2 separate regions of the Homo sapiens genome follow, and region 2 is linked to region 1. Evidence: read pairs that join two places in POLR2A ChIA-PET (ENCODE). Cell type or tissue: PC-9. All regions are shown on one strand. Links, peaks and the distances in the headings refer to the core of each region. The heading gives the core; the rest is flanking DNA. Region 1 has its middle 11 kb from the start of LINC00557. Region 2 overlaps ABCC4 (ATP binding cassette subfamily C member 4 (PEL blood group)).

Region 1 (2,922 bases), core at 220-2,719:
GAGTGGTGACTCGGTATTAAGTGTCGTTTTAAACAATACCTCGAAACCATAATGCAATCTTACTCCTGAAATGTGAAGTATTTGCTGCCACCGTGGGTACACCTGGCACGTCTGGTTGCTAATAGAATAAATCCGTGATTTTCTTTTCACTTGCATTCTCACTTCTTGCCTGAGTAAGCTGCAAATCAGTTGAACTTACCCTTCTTTTCTGTTTTGTTTCAGGGTCTGGTATTTGTTTGTGCTTTATCTTCCCCTACCTCTTAATAAAAAGAGTAAACCAGTCTGCCTGTGAGAGTATTGACTGTGGTTAAGAATGCGGGATTGTGTTGCAAAGAAGCTCAGGCCTGTAATGTTATCACTCAGCAGGACTGGGTCCCATCAGAAGGCACATGGTGTGCCATGACGTAGCTGGTCTTCGACCACAAAAGCAGACTTTTCTCTGTGAATTAGACAAACCACACAAAAGGCAACAATAGCTAGCATAAACACCATTTAATACTATTCACAGGCTATTGAAGAGATGGGCGTTGACTAAGAATTGCTGCAACGCCAAGACATTGTAGTCAGATGAAAAGAGGCCTAATGAACAGGAAGCATCATTTGAGCAGGCTGACAGTAACCATATAACGGCGGGATTGTGGGGCTGGCATTTACCCCAAGGGTCTTTACGGTGAGAAAAATAAAGAGAAATTAAAGCATAAGGAATCCTCTTTGTGGGCACTTAAAGCCCATGAAGCAACACAAGAAGCTATACAATTGTCTTTTCAAGGCTCGTCTGTGCTTTAGATAATTATGAAAAGGAAACAGTTGGGGTGTGCTTGCTTATAGGAGTCTATATGACCCATTGGGAAGACTCTTCTATAAAAACAGATGAAATTTTCACAGCAAAATGAATAATTGTATGAGCTTTCACCTTGTTTTAAGACAGGAAGAACTAACTTCAGCTGGATTAGTCAAGCTATTTCGCCATTTCTGGCAGCCCCTTCTGGGTACACGAGGTATCCGTGGCAAGACATCCTCATTTTTCAACAGGTTCATGAAGAAAAGGAAAGTTAAATAAATCTTTGGAAATATAATGCTTATCTTTAAAATATTTATACCTCTGTCTAATAGATACTCATTTATAGGAATATGACGTAGGGATTTAAAGAAAATACTTTTGAAGCAAATCTTTAATGATAATCATTCTTTGATGTATACTGAGCATTTTGTTAAAAAAAAAAGCGTAATCAGTACACAAAATACATTAAGGAATGCTACTGAGGATCGCACAAGGAGATTTTTTACAAGCTAGAAGGAACCCTGGAATGTTCTGGAATGACATTTTACTGAGGGAAAAATAAGAACCAGGGTGTTAAGTGACCAGCTATAGTCATATAACTAGTGATAGCAACTCACGTGAGACCCAGGTCTCCTGACTCCCTGTCCACTGTGCTTTCTACTATTTTGAATATAGAAATATTTTGATTTTTTAATATAGACATCATTATTTCATATATAACATAATCTTTTTGGTTGTTTATTTAGCTGTTTAACCTCTCCTGGTTGTTTAACATCCCTGTGCCTCAGTAGTACTCTCTGTACAATGGGGTTAACCTACCCTAAAGAAATGTTGAGAAGGACTAAATGAGTAAGTGTATATAAATGTTTGCTACTATTATTGTTTATAAAACAGCAGTGAGGATTTTGAAGATGATGGTTCCACTGAAGTCTGGGCTATCAGGGAACATCTGGATCACTCAGGAAGACCAACAGCTCTTACAGCAGGTAAGAGGTCTGAAGACCAAAGAAGTTCTGATTGACCCGAGACACAGACATTGACAGACCATTCTCAGGTCTTCTCACTGCAAACCAGAGCTCTTTTTCTAACTCTATGATGATGTCTCTCAAGACCTTAAAATATACTCTGTAAGAACAGTGAAACTGCCTACTGTAACCAAGCATGTTGAATAAAGCTCCCAGTAGAAGCTGACTATATACACTAAATGCTCTTTTCTTTAAAGCAGTTTTCAAATTTTAGTGTGCATTAGAAAAGAAAAGAAGTTTAGGGAGGTCCTTCCCCAACATATTATAATTCCGTGGGTCTCACAGAGGGCCCAGGAAACCATGTTTTTAAAAAGCACCTCTCGTCAGTGATTCTGATAGGTTGTCCAAACGCTACACTTTAAGGAAAATTCCCTGAAAGAATAGATTCCAGTTTTCTTATTTGTACTCTGTGTCAACAGTTGCCATCTAAGTTGGTTTGCTGGCAATGATGATAATCAACAAAAGGATTCTTTTATACTAGTAAAAAATTAACTAGAAAAAAAAAGCTAGTTCTGCTAAAGCTGAACCCATCTTGCTGTCTCAAAGCCCCAAATTATCACTCTAACTCCAGTCAATCATCTTGCCCATGTAAAAATAATGGATTTGTGACAGAGAACATAACAGGTCATCACTGATACCTTATCACAATAGGAAAAGCTCCGAGAAACACTGCTCTACTGAATGGTAGATTTATCAATGTCAGACATTCATTTATTCATCTACCAATCATCTTTGCCAAGAACTACGGTTCTGGAAAAGAGAGATTTAAACGAAACAAGCCATAATACCTTCAGCCCTCAGGCGGGTTATAACCTAGTAGGACAAGTAAAACATACACACACTTATCTTTGAATAAAAGGCATAGTATACCACCCGAGTTGTTCTGCAACTAGTTCAGCTGCTGATTTGTATTTTCTTTCTCCTCAAGTCGCTTAAAGTAACACAGGGATCAGATAATGGAAGGGACGCCAGAGCGAAAAAGATAAAGCAGGAAGAGGCCATCTACTGGCAGCTTTCTTCCTGTCCACTTCGCCTGCCCTATTTGTGTTTGCTTGACTCCTCCGCACATCCTGAAAACTTTGCACACAAATATCTTCACTATATCGCTTTAGCCCC
Region 2 (2,922 bases), core at 91-2,590, 74 kb after region 1:
TTGCCAAGCCTTTGAGTTCCTGAATTCTACCAATTTCTAGCTGAACTAGAAGAGATACAGGTTTTCTGATAAACGTATAATCAGAACATAAAGGAAATGAAATGCTGTCAAGTTTCTCTGTTCCACAATCATCAGTTTTTAGTAGCTGTATCGTATCTTGGTTCCTTGACAGATGCGCATAACAAAATGAAATAATGTCAAGACTTGTGAGCTCTTATCTCAAAACGTGTTTGGGTGAAAAAGGACTTCAAATGTAATTTTTTTTCCCCAAAGAAGAATGTGAAAAGTTTTGTTTGAATCTTTAAAACAGAAAATGTAGCAACTATCTGAGGCTGACACGTGTCACCTGGGTCTCTTAGTCATACGATTCTGGATCTATTTTATAAAACCTTGCTCTGAATATATTGGTGGGTGCTGTCAACAAAGTTATCACTGGAGATAATGGGATTCACGTACAAAAAAGAAAGTGCTGAGACACCTGCCTACATATTAAGTGTACTTTCTTTTTCTCTCACTTCTTGCACACTTGTTACTCCAGAAATATCATTACATATAACACACAATGTACTAAAATGTCACTTAAGGAGAAAATAAATTGTCCAATAATGCTGGAATGCCACCAGAAGAAATCTGAGGCTATTTCCATTATAATGCAAGTGTTCAAAAGTAAGACTTTTCAGGGGATAATTTCATATCATCTCCCTCTCCCACTTTTTTAAGCTAGCCATATTTTGTGTGGTTATAGATTTATGTACTCCAAAAAGGCTATTCTGTAGTGAAACTAAAAACAGCCAAAAGAACAAATAGACATTCACATCACTTTCTACTGCTTGATAGCCTTCCCCAAATAGGCTGCTTCCTTCTGTGTAACCCTCTTGATGTATTTTTTTAAATATATATAAAGAAAGTGTTGTTATTAGCAACTTTAAACCCAAATGGTCTTAGCTTCATGGTCTGAAATACTTAGTCAAAAACAAACTTCCTGTGTATATATTCTTTGATTTGACCTTTCTTTTTCTCTTCTGCTACCAGGTTTTATAACACACTATGGGTAACAGCACAGGTGAGATGAAACATCTTTTTTACAGTGCAGGTGATGAAGGGAGTTGAGATTACTGAACTACTTTTAGCAAAGCCCTCATGTTGTAAGCTATGTCTGGGATAGACAGGTCCAGTCTCAGCTCTCTCCTGGATTCACTGCTGATTCTGGAAAAATTACCTAACCACTCTCTCTACCAGCTGCCTCATCTGTAACATGAGATAACAATAGCTTACGTCACAGGAACTGATTAATGGCTACAAACTACAGGTTGAAAACCTGCTGCATTAGTGTTGGGTGTCATGATGAATGCTGCTCAGAGAAGTGGCCCCTAAGCACACAGAACGTGGAGGTATCGCCCAGCTCGAAGGATGAAGACAAAGCATTTAGGAATCCCTCTGGTGCATCTTTTATCTTTACAGAATCCCAAAGCTGTGGCTGAGACAATTTCAACTGAATGAATATGGTAACCTGGGAGGCAGAAAGGTAGAACTGAAAGATCATAGAAGATGGAGTATGAACACTTTTGAACTGGTGGCTTTGAAAACTTACTCAGGCTGGGCGTGGTGGCTCACACCTGTAATCTCAGCAGTTTGGGAGGCCAAGGCAGGTGGATCACTTGAGGTCAGGAGTTTGAGACCAGCCTGGCCAACATGGTGAAACCCCATCTCTACGAAAAATACAAAAATTAGCCAGGCATGGTGGTGCACGCTTGTAGTCCCAGCTACTCGGGAGGCTGAGGCAGGAGAATCACTTGAACCCAGGAGGCAGAGATTGCAGTGAGCCGAGACTGCAACACTACACTCCAGCCTGGGTGACAGAGTGAGAGACTGTCTCAAAAAAAAAAAAAAAAAAAAAAGTTACTCAGCTTCTTGTACTTTAGCATTTTCATGTGTCAAAAGGGGATAATAACAGCAGTTCAGAAGGACTGTGAAGCTTAAGGGAGACAATGCCATAAGCGTTCACGTTTGCGGCAAGAAGAGTATCAGGTCAGTGAGTATGGGAAACCTTGTCCCTCTTTTCCTTCTTCTCTTGAGTTTGCTCCATTATAGTTCCTCTAATGTAGGTTGAAACTAAGTTCATATTTAAACTCTAACTCATCAGTAAAGCCACCGTAACAGAGCTAGATTTTACTAAAATCAACAGAGCAATACAAGCTCCCGCACGTGGACAAAGGAGAGCAACTGGGCTTTGATTGACATTGCATTCCTAAGATACCATCTGATGTGTTGAATTCAGGCTCAAGACCCTGTCAGTTCATTTTTACTGATGTGTATGGCCCTAATTCAATCACAGTAACTCTCAAGGCCTCAAGTTCATCATTTTTAAAGCCAGTCTAATTTTGGTGTACATAATTGGCATGCATATTGTCAAAGAGTAATGGAGACTTAGAAAGGACTTCTGCTTTTAATATAATGGAGTAATGAATTTCCTCTCCTTTTCCTTTCAGAAACCACTCTGAACATCAAAGATATTCATTAATAAAAAATAAGCTAAATCTTTGTGAAATCAGGAGAGCCTGAATGGTAAAATATCATGAAGGGCTGCCATATGCAACTGGAACCAATGGGGCTGTGGCAAGGCTGAGAAGATGTCTATGAAGAGCAAGCCTCAACAATCATAGGAATTCTCCAGTTAATTGGAGGAGCGCTAAGGTATGTCAATAAAGAATCAATTAGAAACATCTTTGACTGACCTATGTACATTGGTGAGGTCCTGACAGAAGACAGATTGCAATTGCCCAATTCTGTAAGCTAAGGAGGAAGAAAGGCAAAACATGCACTCTCAATTTCACATACACACACACACCCACACACACCCACACCACACACCCCCACACCCCCCACACACCCCCACACACACCCATACACACACACCCACAC

The links. ChIA-PET counts read pairs that join two places held together with the same protein. Peaks named below come from ENCODE experiments on the same cell type or tissue, not always from the same donor. Only the 100,000 strongest peaks of a DNase experiment are listed, where the experiment ranks them.
Region 2: POLR2A ChIA-PET joins it to region 1 with 6 read pairs; 2 of 35 experiments call an interaction of 5 or more read pairs at or near these places.

What each region holds. Positions count from the first base shown.
Region 1 is chr13:94,947,708-94,950,629 of GRCh38, forward strand. No RefSeq gene overlaps it. Among named protein-coding and RNA genes, the nearest start is that of LINC00557, 11 kb to the right of the region's middle. RefSeq lists an enhancer at 148-765. In PC-9, for the core only: no CTCF peak of the experiment used is centred there; no DNase peak of the experiment used is centred there; H3K27me3 peaks cover 2,033 bases.
Region 2 is chr13:95,022,331-95,025,252 of GRCh38, forward strand. All of the region lies in intron 30 of ABCC4 (ATP binding cassette subfamily C member 4 (PEL blood group)), which reads right to left. Among named protein-coding and RNA genes, the nearest start is that of LINC00557, 64 kb to the left of the region's middle. In PC-9, for the core only: no CTCF peak of the experiment used is centred there; a DNase peak (open chromatin) is centred at 1,281.